Regions from separate parts of the Homo sapiens genome. Here region 2 is linked to region 1. Evidence: read pairs that join two places in POLR2A ChIA-PET (ENCODE). Cell type or tissue: Panc1. All regions are shown on one strand.

Region 1 (8,000 bases):
GAGGAATGAGCAAGAACATTGTCATGGTGGAGAAGGACTCTCAGATGGCATTTCCCTGGGACTTTTTCTACTAAAGGTTGACTAACTTTATCAAAACACTCTCATAATAAGCAGATGTCATCATTCCTTGGCCCCCCAGAAAGTGAGCAAGCAAAATGGCTTGAGCATCCCAAGAAACTGTTGCCATGACATTTGCTTTTGACTGGTCTGCTTTTACTTTGACTGGACCACTTCCACCTCTTGAAGGCCATTCTTTTGATTGTGCTTTGTTTTCAGGATCATACTCATAAAGCCATATTTCATCTACTATTAACAAATCTTCAAATAAATACTTTAGCATATTTATCCCACTATAAAATTTCCATTGAAAACTCTGCTCTTCTCTGCAGCTGATCTGGGTGCAATGGTTTTGGCACCCATCAAATGGAAACTTTGGTCAACTTTAATTTTCCAGTCAGAATTGTGTAAGCTGAACCAATTGAGATGTCTATCGTGCTGGCTACTATTTCTGCTGTTAATTATCAGTACCCTTCAATTAGGATATGAACAAAATGATTTTTTTCCTCACAAATTGATGTATGTGGTCTGCTACTACAGGCTTCATCTTCAACATCATCTCATTCCTTCTAAAAATGAGTCATCCACTTGTAAACTGCTGATTTATTTGGAATATTGTTCCATAAATTTTTCATAAAGTGTCAGTGATTTCACCATTCTTCTGCCCAAACTTCACTTGCATTAATTTTTATTTTATTTATTTACTTTATTTATTTATTTATTTATTTATTTATTTATTTATTTATTTATTTTGAGACCGAGTCTCACTCTTGTCACCCAGGCTGAAGTGCAATGGCCTGATCTCGGCTCACTGCAACCTTTGCCTCCCAGGTTCAAGCGATTCTCCTGCCTCAGCTTTCTGAGTAGCTAGGATTACAGGCGCCTGCCACCACACCCAGCTAATTTTTTGTAATTTTTAGTAGAGATGGGGTTTCACCATGTTGGCCCGGCTCCAGGCTGGTCTCGAACTCCTGACCTTAGGTGATCTACCTGCCTCAGCCTCCCAAAGTGCTGGGATTGCAGACGTGAGCCACTGTGCCCGGTCACTTGAAATTTCATGTTTGTTCTTGCTTCAGTTTTAGAGGAATTCATGTTGCTCTCATAGAAGCTCTTTTCAAACTTATGTTTTATCCTTCTTAGTGGCTCAAACTATTAGTAGGTACTTTTCAGACATGTTATAACAGTTATTACAAGTTCATTTTGGTGCAAGAAAGTTTTGAAAATGCATAGTTTTTTAGTAATACTAATTTTCTATGAACTTTTTGAAGACCCCTCATATAAGTAATTTGCTTGGGGAACTGAATCTATTTTTTAAATTTCCTGGTGGTGGCAAAATGCTTTCCATAGTAATGTATGCTTAGTGTATGATGAAGAAAAAGAAAGGGAGGGAGAGGAGAGAAGAGAAGAGAGGGAAGGAGAGGTGAGGAGGGGAAGGAAAGGAGGGGAAGAGAGGGAGGGGAGAGAGATAAAATGGAAAATGAATGGGAAAGGGAGATCTTAGACTTAGACTCAGATATTGTTCACCCCTGGTACAGTGGAAGGAATTAAGCAATTTGACATAGATTAGAGGATTGTAGCTGAAGTGGAAGACTGACCCTCACAATATACATTTCAAAATCATTTTAGGAAGTCTTACGAAAAAGCTAGAAATCTGAAAACTGCATTTCATAGACTCTCCTGCAGCTAGAATTCCTGATGTAATTTAGGTTCCATCAGTCAAATGGGCTTGCATGAGATTTGAATTGAAACTGATTTAGATGCAGAGCCACGACAACACACTGGGCATCATTTTCCCGGGATCTCCTGCTGTGGCTCTTGTGGTGGCTTCTAGATCAGAATACCTTAGCTGAGGTGGTAGGACACTAACACTAGCCATTTGGACAGTAGGTTTCTGATTTCTGCGGCTTCCTGATTGAGGAATTTGGTATTTTTGTTTTGTTTTGTTTTTTGTATTAGACAGGGTCTCACCCTGTCAACCAGGCTGGAGTGCAGTGGCATGATCATGGCTCACTGTAGCCTTGACCTCCGAGGCTTAAACAATCCTACCATGTCAGCCTCCTGAGTAGCTGGGTCTACAGACATGCACCACCATGCCTGGCTAATATATTTTTATCTAGAACTAGAAATACCATTTGACCCAGCCATCCCATTACTGGGTATATACCCAAATGACTATAAATCATGCTGCTATAAAGACACATGCACACGTATGTTTATTGCGGCATTATTCACAATAGCAAAGACTTGGAACCAACCCAAATGTCCAACAATGATAGACTGGATTAAGAAAATGTGGCACATATACACCATGGAATACTATGCAGCCATAAAAAAATGATGAGTTCATGTCTTTTGTAGGGACATGGATGAAATTGGAAATCATCATTCTCAGTAAACTATCGCAAGAACAAAAAACCAAACACCGCATATTCTCACTCATAGGTGGGAATTGAACAATGAGATCACATGGACACAGGAAGGAGAATATCACACTCTGGGGACTGTGGTGGGGTGGGGGGAGGGGGGAGGGATAGCATTGGCAGATATACCTAATGCTAGATGACGAGTTAGTGGGTGCAGCGCACCAGCATGGCACACGTATACATATGTAACTAACCTGCACATTGTGCACATGTACCCTAAAACTTAAAGTATAATAAAAAAAAATTTTTTTTATAGAGATTGGGTCTAGCTTTGTTGCCCAGGCATTTCTCAAATTCCTAGGCTCAAGTGATTCACCCACCTTGGCCTCTCAAAGTGCTGAAATTACAGGCATGTGCCACTGTGCCTGGCCTGATGGTGGAACTTTGAGTAGTTAGCTTGTGATTTTGTTTTGAGGGGCATTCCAAGAGATCAATCCAAGACCCCACAACCATCCCTCTTCCAACTATTTTGTAGCAGAAAACTCCATTATTTAACCTTTTTGTCTAAAAGACTGTGCTGTTTGTTATTTTCTACTCAACTCTGACACAAGAAGCCACGATGTACAAACATCATTAAAAAAAAAAATAGTGACCCTTGAAATTTTGCAAACTTTTATAGCTCCTCTATTATAGAGTGGAATCAAAAAGGCAGTTTCACTAAAAGGGGGACAATTGTGTTGTGGGGACAACAAAGAGTTTTTTAACTGTAAAACTATATGACTTACTGTCCTTCTTTGACACTGGTACATGCTGTCATGAACTGCTAATTTATATTTATGTATAACTTACTTTCTAAATTGATTATACATTCATTGAAGTCAAGAACTGTGAATTTATGTTCAACAGTGTAGTGTGATGTCAAAATGTGTATAAACAAGCCTCCAACCTACTAGACTAGCAAAACATTGAATTTCAGTCATTATTAGGGCTCCCTCTTGGACAACCCCCGTGTTTTTTGGAGGCTCTTAATCAGTCCATCGTTCTCAGAACAACTCTCCTGGCTTTAATATCCATGCCACTAACTTCATAAGGACTTGGTGGTGCCCATGTGCTAAGGTTGACGAAGGGAACGCGTGATGGCACTGATCTGTTTTCTGTGCCAAAGGCGTCAAGGGAAACAGAGGCCATGCTTATTGTTTTCAGCACCTATGCCCTTCCACCATTGTACACACATCCTAAAGCAATCCTCCTGTTGGAAGTCCTGCATGCAAACTATCCTGGCCTCTGCCCTGCTTTTACCTCAGAGAAAGCCCTCACCTGCTCTCAGAACCTACCACTTGGAGTTTTAAAACTTTAAAACAATAGCTTCCATCCTTTCCTCCTCTGGAAAAATCCAGTTCTATTTGCCTAGACTTCATAAAGGAAATCCAGGAAGAAAGGTAGAATTTTCTCCTAGATTCTCATTACTTTGGGAATGGGAGAAGAAAAAATACCAAATAGAAAAATGTGAATTTCTGCACTAATTAGAAGGATTTCTCTACATTCCACTATTATGATTTACTTGTTCAACAAATACATATTAATTTGTACAAATGTCATCAATAATTGCTTGTTTAAATTATTTATTTTGCATTCATAGCATGATATTTAGATTTTCAGACATTTATAGAATAATATTTAGTTTTTTAGGCATTCATCTTTGTTTCTTTTGAAATATATGCTATTAATCACCCAAACAACTTTTTTACAAATTGAATTTTAGAGTTTCTTGAATTGAATGTACAATTATTAAAATAATGCAACAATTATTATATAGTGAAACAATGAAAAAAAACAGAACCTCATATCCTGGGAGAAAGTTTCAATATCAATGCTTTTCTTTTGATAGCATTGTGTATTTTACAATACTCTCCATTTTCCATGTGGATAATTTAAATCTGTGATTTGTGATCATATATTTTGTTAACCTCACTAGTCAATAAGAATATATTGTTAATTCTAAAATCGAAGTGTACAAATAAATTTCACAAAAAGGTTTTACATTTGCAGTCCCACATTTACTGTAAGACCATTTAATAAAATATGTATTTCCATTTATTATTCATAATAGAACACTGTCACAAATCTTAAAGCATTAAAACATCAGATACAAAAAATAAATGTGCTGTTTATGGTTTCACTACCAGTATCTTGCTTCCAAAGGCACATTTTATTATGAGGACAGCATCTTGACAACATGAGATATCAGAGTAATGTAAGGGGAATATGAATTGAGAAAAGGGCATTAAGGTTGTATTTTAAGAGAACAATTTAATAGAACAGTGCAGGTTATGGAATAGGTAGATTTTAAGGACGTAGGAGTGAGGAATGCCCTCTCTCCCTTTCCTCCTTCCTTCCCTCCCTCCCTCCCTCCCTCCCTTCCTTCCTTCCTTCCTTCCTTCCTTCCATAATATTGGCTGGTAAAATAAGGAGCATTGCAGGAAATAAGTTGGAGAAGTTGACAGGGACCTGAGTTGGACTTTTTCTTCCAGAGCAGAATAAGAGAATCTTATCTGTAAGTAAAGGAAGAAACCCAGAAAGAAAAAATATTTGAAGATTAAGAGAGTTATAGACTGAGAAAAAGCAAGCTCTTTCTTCTCTCATTATACTCCCTACTGGGACGTCTATACCAGTAGTTTAAACAAGACCTGCTGCTGAAACAAAAAAGGAATTTCTAAAGCACATGAGAGGAGGGCATAGATGGGTACAGGTCACCAAGGGCCAGCATTGAGAAGGATGTGATTCCCTGTAGAGTTTGGAGTGATGGCTGTGTGAATGGCCTCATGAGCTTTGGGATGAAGCACTTGGTGAAAAGCTGCCCCAGGCCACTTAGGTATGTCCCTCTGGGAGAAGAACATGGTGCCCTGGTGGCTGTCTTCCTTAGGACCTACTCCAAGATCCCCCATGGAGAAAGTGAGAAGCTAGAGATCTCACCGTCATACCTCAGTGGAGAAGTCTCATCCAACCAACTCACTTGCCATGACCAACTAGAAAAGGAATAATTGCTGCCTGCCCACCTGTCACAGCCAGGAGACCTTCAATTCTATGTAGCCCTGATTTGCTATTCAATGCTATTTGATGAGACAGAACTGAATCTGAATCTTTTTCTTTCTAATATTAAATCATTCATACATACAAAACAGTATTATAAAACATACATGTAAGGTGTAAAGAAAAAATAAACTACATCATGTAACCCCTCCGCCACTAGCTTAAGAAATAAAACGATTTTAGGAATTTCGGGTCCTAGAGAGTTTGGGAAAAGTTTAGATATGTATTAAGCATATGTATGTGAGTATATATATATATATATAAAAACATGTGTGTATATATGTATATACATATATGTATACACACACATACACACACAAAGAGAACTCAATAAGATTAACTAGTAAGTTTAATCTACTGGATAGATATACATATGTTATATGCAATTAAGTTTATCATTGTCATGTGCAAAATAAAATGAATACTTTTTACTAGTAGTTTACACTCTGTAGTAATGCTTTTAAATTTAAGCTCTATACCAGTTTTTGTTTTTTTGCTTTTCTGTTTGTTTTTCTTAATAATTCCCTGAGATCTCTTTTTTCTATCCTTTTATTTCAAACATTCTGTGCCTTTATATTTTGGGTATATCTCTTCAAAACTTCATTTAGCTGGATTTTTAAAATCTAATGTGATGATCTTTGTCTTTTGATGATACTTCTTGTAATGTATAACATTTGTGATTCCTCATGTGTTAGATTTTTTTTTACCATGTCATACTGTAATATTTAAATGTTCTGCTTTGTCTATGTTTATGTATTTATTTATTTTAACTCTTATCTTCTTTTAGATTGACTTTTTTCTCATTCCGTATTTTTTCCGCTACTGGTTTGGATATCATACACTCTATTTCAATTATTTTTGGTGAATACCTAACTAAAATTTTATTTTCAATCACTTCTACAGGAGTTAAAACTGAAGTTCTTGGTCACAGAACCTCAGTACATGTTTCTTGGCATCTGCTTCAGAGATATGTTACTTTTCTGAATTACTGCTTCTCTTTCATTTTTGTCCTTTGAGAATTTGCATACTTTCCAGCTCAAACGTACATTAAAAGTTACCTTTTTAAATATTACACCCAGAATTTTCAGTGTTTTGTGAAGTAGGATGTATTAGGATATGTTGTCCTCAATATGAACTTGTTTGTAAGTTGTATGGACTTTTTTCTCAAAACAGACTAATTTATACCTATATGTATAAATTTTCCATTCAGCAAATATGGGTGTGTATTGGCTGCTACAAAGGAAGTGTATGCCTGAACTATTTGCTAAACTGCATTTCCAATATTGTTTACTGTTTGGTAGAAGAGAGGTGTTATGTACGGTAATAAAACATAGTAAAAATATTAAATGGTCTATGAGTGACCCAAATGAAATGCTATGAGATTGCAATAGAGTAAGGTTTTATCTCAGTGGTCAGTGCCCTGCCTGTATATATTGCACAAAGATTTCCTGAAACAGGTTCCCTTTTGATTGCACCATATAAAATTCCCGTATGTTTGAATTTAAAAACACACAGAGGCTTTGGTTTTCAAGCCATTATATCTTAGCATAAAGCACGTACTAATGAGGAATTGACAAACTGCTGTATGGGCAAAATCTGGACTACTATCTGTTTTTGTAAATAAAGTTTCATTGGAGCATATTTACATTCATTCATTTACATACTATCTGTGGCTACTTTCCTACTACAGCAGAAATGAGCAGTTGCAAAAGAAACTACATGACCCTCAAAGTCTAAAATATTTACAATCTGGCTTTATTCCAAAAAGTTTGCCAACACTCATACTACATCATGTTCTATATTTTAGAATAAGTGTATAGGGAAACTTTTTCCTTAGCCTAGTTTTCTCCTTCTCATTTATATTTACTTAAATAGATTTGATTTGGTGGTTCTCACAATAAATATTTATTTATGTACTCTCTGCTTAGAGTTTCCTTGGTTAGATATATTTCCTTGCTCTTATTACTTAATTATTATTATTATTATTTTACTTATTTATTTATTTTGACAGAGCCTCGCTCTGTCACCCAGGCTGGAGTGCAGTGGTGCGATCTCAGCTCACTGCAAGCTCTACCTCCCGGGTTCATGCCATTCTCCTGCCTCAGCCTCCCAAGTAGCAGGGACTACAGCCACCGCCACCACGCCCGACTATTTTTTTTTTTTTTTTTTTTGTATTTTTAGTAGAGGCGGGGTTTCACAGTGTTAGCCAGGATTGTCTTGATCTCCTGACCTCATGATCCGCCTGCCTCGGCCTCCCAAAGTGCTGGGATTACAGGCGTGAGCCACCGCGCCCAGCCCTTCCTTAAAATAATTTTCTTTAGTGGAAGAAGTAAGATTGCCGGTGCCATTTTGCATGATAACTTTTGAAATAACAAGTGCCCACAGTTGTTTTCTACTAGCTTGACCCTAGATTAATTATACTTAAAGTATAAAAAGTTCAGTGTATCAAATAACTCTTCGATAAATTGACCAGATATTCTTGCATTCATT
Region 2 (8,000 bases), 50 kb after region 1:
ATTTCTTTGATTTGTTAAGCTTATGCATTATTTCATGTGTTTTGAGACGTTTAATTTTTATTTTTCTGAGAATTATTTGCTCATAACCTTTGCTTATTTTTCTATTGAGTTGTATTTTTCTTGTCCATTTGTAAGCATTCTTTGTATATTAAGTACATTAGCATTTTATATATTAAATGTGTTTTAAATATATATATATATTCCAATCTGATATTGTGTGTTTACTTTATAGCTTTCTTGTTTTGTTCTTCTGTCCTAAAATTAAGATGCAAAGTTGTCTGCAAAAATTAAGTCTATACAATCTTTTTTTTTTTTTTTTTTTTGAGATGGAGTCTTGCTCTGTCGCCCAGGCTGGAGTGCAGTGGCACGATCTCGGCTCACTGCAAGCTCCGCCTCCCGGGTTTACACCATTCTCCTGCCTCACCCTCCCGAGTAACTGGGACTACAGGTGCCCACCGCCACGCCCGGCTAATTTTTTGTATTTTTAGTAGAGACGGGGTTTCACCATGTTAGCCAGGATGGTCTCGATCTCCTGACCTCGTGATCCACCCGCCTTGGCCTCCCCAAGTGCTGAGATTACAGGCGTGAGCCACCGCGCCCGGCAAAGTCTATACAATCTTAATGCAAAGATCGTATGTGAGTCTGTGTGTGTGTGTGTGTATGTATATGTGTATAGACGGTTCAAAAAGGTAGGTAGACTTTCCTCCTTTTAACTTGTAGGGATATCTATGATACATTTTTATCTAAAAAAGCAAGTTGCTAGAAATGTGTATACATCATTTTCTTTAAAGAAGTTAATTGATATATACAAATGAAACTTATTATTTTCAAATGTACAATTTAATGTTTCTTAGTAACTTTCAGTGTTTCTTGGTAACGTTACAGAGTAATGCAATCATCAGTACAAACCAGTTTTAGAACATTTTAATCTCCCCAATAAAATCCCTTAAGCCCATTTACAATTAATCCTCATTCCTCTCCCCAGCTTCAGGCAAAAACTAATCTACTTTTTATCTCTATAAATCTGCTTTTTCTGGATTTTTCAAATAAATGAAAATCAAATAATTTTATATATGTGTAAAAATGTTTGTATACGTTTGTATGAACAGGAGAAAGCTGAGAAGGCATACACATCTGGCTGTTGACATTAGTTAAAGTCAGAGAAGTGGGATGAGAACAAGGGAGGCAAAACAAAAACAACTAAATAGACACTCTTAAATAAAAAATAATTCAACAAAAAAATATAAAAAGTAAATTTGCATAAGGCACATTACAAAAAATGAAGAAATATATTTTAAAAAATCAACTATAATGAACAATGAAAAATCATTTTCACTATCAGATTGACAAAAATTCAGAAGACTAATAACACCCAGTGTTGTTGGGGGTTTTGAGAAGTGGTCACTATCTTATGTTGCTGGTGGAAGTGTAGGTTACTACTGCTTGTTGTGAAGGGCAATTTGTTAGCCTCCATGAACATTTAAAAGGAGTTTACCATGAACAATTCTACTTTTATATTTTTAAATTCTAGGGAAATTACAGATGAGCAGTGCTATATTTTATAATAACTAAATTAAAATTCCTATAAACACAAACATAAATGCATATAACTGTTTATATGTATATATATGTAGATACACACACGTAGGTATACATAAAGATACATGCCTGTTTCTGTGTGTCTGTGTGTGTGTGTATGTGTGCATATAGTGTTGGAAGGATACATATGAAAAGACTCTGGCCTTTTCTAGGACCTAAAAAGTCCTATTAGAGCTGTAGGGCTCCTCGTCTTCACCACACCTCTCCCAACTTGATCTCATCCTCTCATATAATCCCCTTCACACACTGGTTACTTTGCTGTTCATGAGCACACCAAGTAAGGTCTTGACATTTTCAGTTTCCTATACCTAGAATGACTTCCTTTATAAGTCTGGCCCAAGGTTTGTGCCTCTGCTCATTTGGCATCTCATCAAAGAGGCCCTTTCTAAAAACTTCTTAAAAAGCACTGCCCACCCACTGCTCCTACTCTGCACTGGCCCTTTGTGCTAATTTACATTTCATATAGCACTACCTAACATAGTATATATTGTCAGTGTATCTGCTTCTTCCCACTAGATTATAAGCTTTGTGATCTTGGAGACTTGTTTCCCTAGGGTCTGGTTAGTACCTGGCACATAATAGACACTAAATAATATATATTAAATGTTATGTGGATGGACTAAATTATAATAGATTTGGTATGAAGGGAAAGTTTCAGATTTCAGTTCTTAATATATATAGTTCTTTATTTTTAATATTTTTTTCAAAAGAATACATTTCCCTAATGTGTACATTGTTGTTTTATTAAGTTATTTAAAAATCACAGACCAAATGCAAATCAATCTCTCATCTTTCCAAATTAATTCAGGAAGCATGTTTTTAGTTACATTCTTCCAAATCACCTAAACAAATTCTAGCTTAAAATTAATTAAAGGCCTTAATTTTACATAAGAGGCTTGAAGATTGATTTAAGATATTACATGAACAGTATGAAGGAAACAGCAAGTTAATTTCTTTGTATTTAACTTTGTGGGATAAATGTAGCATTGGTCCAGACAGGGAACAGCTTACCTTATTTCTACTATTATGAAAGAAAAATGTTCCTCATTCTTGTGGACGTCTGAGCTCTGACTAAGTGGAGCTATCTTGGTTTAGAAAACTGTTCTGATCAGTAATCTATAAAAGACTGATTTATTTTATTGTGACCTTTTTTATTTAAAAAAAATCACTTGAACTGCCAACCTTTCTAAAGAATATTGTCTTCACTTTAATGCTTTTAAATGTATAATTATCAGCAAGGAACACTATTATTTTAGTTTCTGTATAATCCTATCTGCCAAGTAGTAACAGAATTAAAAATCAGAAATTATATTGGTAACATAGTTAAACAGAGGCTACAGTCTGTAAGGAGGTTATCTAGATATCAAATAATTCCAAGGTATTTCAGTACATTTAGAATTTTAAAAATTCTTTAATATTTTCCCTGGTAGAATTTACAAAGCATCAGGAAGAGAAAATGTCCCTGTCATACAGTATGACAGATAATGGTTAAATATTTCCACTTGGCATGATTACTATATTTAAAACTTAACACCTTCCACCCTTTATGATAGTTATTTGTATTTTGTCTGAGTGTGTGAGAAAAAGCACTTTGATTTCTCCAACAAGAAAGCAGAGCCCTGTTATGTGTGTTAGTGCTGTAAGACCTCTAACTTCCCAGAGTTTTTGAGATCAGAAAAGAAGACATTTGGATTGCATTTCCCATCTTCAGATTATCAAGGATTACAGACCATTTTAGTTCAATTTCGTATTTCTGTCCTTAAGAGACATCAACATTTATATGATATATACTCAAATATAACTGTTTTCCTGTTGTCATATAGATGTAAAGATACTTTTTAGCAAAAGTACATAGTTTTCCTAAGGGTTTGGGGTTGAGAAAAGTAAGTTGGGAACAAGTCTTCAAGGAGGGAGGAATTTATTTCTTAAGATGGTGATGTTCTCTATCCTTCCACAGGATGGCAGGAAAAACTTGGTAATTTACCCAGTTGATGAGTAGTAGGTTATACATATCTGTATTTTAAGGTGGGTATGACTTCCAATATTTCCAACAATATTTTGATAGACATTTCTGCATATCTTCTAGGAGTAGATGTTTTCACTAATAGTTTAACAAACTATTTGAAACAAATCTATAAAGTTAGCCATCTAATAACACAGTTGTGGAGTTTAGATAAAGATTCATTGAGAAACTGTATGGTCTATGAATATATGGGAGGGATAATAAAAGCATCAGTGACATAGTGCCAGACAGTTGAGCATGAAGGCCATCAGCATGCTGTTACTAGAAAATAACTCTAGTGGAACTTTTAATGCTATTAAATTTCCAAATTCCCTCCTCCCCCTCAAAAAAAGTTTAAATGTACTTCCAGGTTTTGGGTATTTAAGTCAAATGACTAGTAAATCTGATAATCCATTATTGTGACACTTGGTAAATTAGAGGCTGCAATTTGAGGCAAAGTTCTCATTAATAAGTTACATTTTCCCTAAGAATAATAGTGTTGAATGGTGTCCAGCATGCTTAGTACTCAGAAGAATAAAACTTGCCTTCAAATGAAAGAAAATAAGGAGAGTCCTAATTAATTTTCCTTACATTTTGACATTTTATAAATTTATTTAAATTTTACCACACAATTTAAATAACCCGTGATAGAGTAAGTACTAAAGTTTTAAAGTTTTAAATAAGTGTTTAAGCATAGTGAAAAAAATCTTTGGTGTTATATTTTTAAAATGTGTTTTTCAGAATTTCATGATAAGTCACTAGACTTGGATTAAAGTGGTTGGTTCTCACCTCAGCTGAGCTATTAGTAAAATGTATCACTGTGGACAAGTTATCTAAATGTAGTTTCCTTTCCTAGAAAGTAACAGGTATTGAATTAGGTGGCCTATTAGCTTCCTTCAAGTTCTAACATTTTTGTAATAAAAATATTTTTACTTTGTGTTCTTTGATAAAATATTTTATATTATGCTTTTAAAACATCTATTAAAAGTGACATACTGCATTTGTCTTAGTTGCTAGTGGGTCTTTTAAATTTTGTATGATGTCCTATAAGAGATCACTGTTTTTAAATTTGTACACTAAGTATGTGACTGGAAATTAATTTAATCTGGCCCCTCTAAATATCAAGCCATTTAATATTTTATCTCTTCTGGCAGAAAAAAAAATCATTGGGTTAACCATTATTGTCCTCCCTTTATAGGAGAAAAGTAAATTGACCTGCTATATTTACAAAGCAGGTATGCCTAACTCCAAAGATGGTGATTCCCCCCCTACAGTGCCATTTTAAATGAAAACACATTATTTTTTCCTTGGAACAAAATATGTGGTATTTTGTTATTATTTTAAAGTGATATTCTGACAGAAAGTAGTAGAACATCGTTTTATGTATTTTAACAGGTTAGATGGTAAATTCCTTGTCTATGATATGACCTCTTTCTACTTCCTGAAAAAAGGAGACAATTATTCATATATTATTTTCAAAATCTATCAGAGCTACCCCAGATCATCAATAAAAGATAGCTCTTTTATGAGTGGTCACAGACTGATCTCAGTGTGAAATCACTGTCAAATAACATTTTCCATTATGTATATAGAAATGAGGTTATCGCCAGCTTAAAATTAAGCAGCAATCATCTTGCAATGACAGTTGTTTCTGCTTTATTATAATATCATTTCCATGGTAACTAAACAGAGCACCATAAAGGAAGGATTATGCTAGCAGGTGTGAAATAAACAGCAGGAGGACACTTACAAAAACTTTATAAAAACTTGAAGATAGATGACATTTTTAATAAACATTGCAACCAACGATAATACATATGGACTTAGGAAGGGAATAACAATTTAACCTAGTATATGAAGTACATGGTTAAAACTCTTCTAATACTAATTTATTAGAAGTAGAGAAATTTATGCAAACAGCTTTCTCCATAGGACAGTTTTATTAAGCAGGCTATTTTTGCAAATTCTTTGATCACCATGTAATCGTGATCAAAGAATTGTGATGTGATGTATTGGTATGTAGTGGATAAAATTATGTCCAGAATATAGTGTTCATGGTGGTTGATGTGCCTGTTTTCCTTTATTTTTAATTGAAAGCTGTTTCCATTTGTTTCTAACATATAGGCTAGTGATAAAATTCTCTTAAATGTGATATTTATCTCAAGACTATGAGCAGAAAGATATATTATTTCTTTTTAAATATATACGTAGTTGTGGTTTCTGATAGAAAGAAATACATTTTAGATGACTGGGATATGGATTTAGCCTTGTTTCTATTTCAATTTGAGCCATATCAAAATAGGATATTGTTTAAGTGCCATGGTTTTGGAGAAAAGACAGTCAGCTTAAATTACTTAATGAGAGCTGGGCATCATAAAGAGAGTCCAAAGCAAAATACTGGGTTCACAATGTCTCAACCTATGGCCTTGGTATTTGGGAAAAAATGGTCAATTCCAGAAGGTAGATCTTGGTGGAAGTCAGGATGAAGTCAAGAGGCTGTCAGCAATGGAATGTGGAAATGTGTGCAGTATTTCACAGCTTCTGTGATTATGGGCTATGGTACTGAAGGCAGAGAAAGGAAGGTTCTACGTTGAAACCTTGGTGATGAACCAGCCTTCTATCACGCTGTGTTGGTATTTAGTTGATGTTTAGCACTGCCTGTGAAGATCAAACTCCAGTTTGAGCAGAGGTTGGCTCCAGACAATGCCAAAGAGGATACAATTAATTTCTAAACATACTTAATAGTTTCTACATTATCGTATTTTTACGTCTTTTCTGCTAGAAGCATTGCACTTCAACAAATGACACATTACTGCATAAAGCCCCATTTCTTGAATGAAAACTCTGAGCCATCTATAGTTTTTAGAAATTAAAGGATAGCATATGTATCCTGGAATTGGTGAGTAAAAGGACAGGGAAAAGTAAAGAAAGGTGAGGATGGCAATAATAGCAAGTAAACATGTCCTGGACCACAGTATTTTGGGTGGATAAAATTATTGCATGAAATTCATGGCTTCCAGTTCTTCCACTATAGCAGCGAACGCAGGCCCGTATTACTAAAGCAGCATATCATTATTTAACCAATTTAAGATACAGTCACAACAAAAATGACAACTATTCATTATGCATCTATTAAGTGTTATTCAAGCAGTTGGCCATTAACAAAGTAGTGTACTTTAAGGCCATATTCATTTTTACTCAAGATTACTTCTTGCCAATGCCTCAATGGTTCTGAATTTCAGAAAAGCAGCTAATATGCACTCTGTTAGAGAATAAATAAGGAGTAACATCTACTTAACTTCTTGAGTAGAGCAGGAGTTTGAGATGGAAGTTCTAAAGAATGTGTCTCCTGTCTTCATGAAATATCAGTGATGTAGTATTTTTCTTGGTCACTTTGCCCGCTGGGGTCCTCCGTGAAGAGACATGTATCAAGACGTAGACATTTATCAAAATGAAAGTAGAGGATAAAGACAGCTCAAAAGTCCTAAGGCTGCTGACATGAACAGATAATTGGTGGCTACAGTTGTGCCTGCTAAGATTTGGGTGCATGGGGCTTCGCTTTGGTTAGCTCCCATGGTCTTCTTTTCCAAAAAAAAAAAGAAGCCTTCAGGTTAAAGACACTCCATTTACCCCCAGCACCTGGCAGGATTTGCAGGATAATTGCCCAGAATTAGAATATTGATCTAGTTTTTTACATTACCCATCCCTTTTATTTCTTTTGAGCTACAGCTGGAGATCACTGATTGGTTCACAGGAATGAGGGTTAGTCTAAAATGCAGACAAAAACTTAAAAACAACTAATGAGACTAGAATGTAATGACAAGTGTATGATAAGGATTTTTTTTCTTTCTTTTTTCTTTTTTTTTTTCGAGATGGAGTTTCGCTCTTGTCACACAAGCTGGAGTGCAGTGGCGTGATCTTGGCTCACCACAACCTCTGCCTCCTGTGTTCAAGTGATTCTCCTGCCTCAGCCTCCTGAGTAGCATAATTTTTCTCTCTCCAGTTCTTTTGTTAAAAACAAATCATAATAGAACTGAGTTGTTTGTAAAATAAACTTTAGTCTTATACTTGGCCTGATTATTTGCATAAAGTGCAGCAAAAATAATTATGTTTCCCATAGGCTTTTTAAAATTGGCTTTGATGGAATTCTGCTTCATAAGGAATCTCAGATAAGACCTTTTAAAGCCAAGCCCAGCCATGGGTTTGCACCTTCAAATACCTATGAATTGGGTAAATTCCTCTCTTCTTGATGTCCCCAAGATAACTTGGGCTCCTGGGCCTATTAGAAAGTGACATTTTTGGCCAGGTGTGTCGGCTCACGCCTATAATCTCAGCACTTTGGGAGGCTGAGGCAGGTGGTCCACAAGGCCAACAGATCAAGTCCACCTGGTCAACATGG

Evidence for each region. ChIA-PET counts read pairs that join two places held together with the same protein. Peaks named below come from ENCODE experiments on the same cell type or tissue, not always from the same donor. Only the 100,000 strongest peaks of a DNase experiment are listed, where the experiment ranks them.
Region 2: POLR2A ChIA-PET joins it to region 1 with 13 read pairs; 3 of 35 experiments call an interaction of 5 or more read pairs at or near these places.

The regions. Positions count from the first base shown.
Region 1 is chr6:72,087,456-72,095,455 of GRCh38, forward strand. All of the region lies in intron 2 of RIMS1 (regulating synaptic membrane exocytosis 1), which reads left to right. Among named protein-coding and RNA genes, the nearest start is that of RIMS1, 200 kb to the left of the region's middle. In Panc1, no CTCF peak of the experiment used is centred here; no DNase peak of the experiment used is centred here.
Region 2 is chr6:72,137,432-72,145,431 of GRCh38, forward strand. The region is part of intron 4 of RIMS1 (regulating synaptic membrane exocytosis 1); the gene reads left to right. Among named protein-coding and RNA genes, the nearest start is that of RIMS1, 250 kb to the left of the region's middle. In Panc1, a CTCF peak has its summit at 3,541 (motif pointing right); a DNase peak (open chromatin) is centred at 3,580.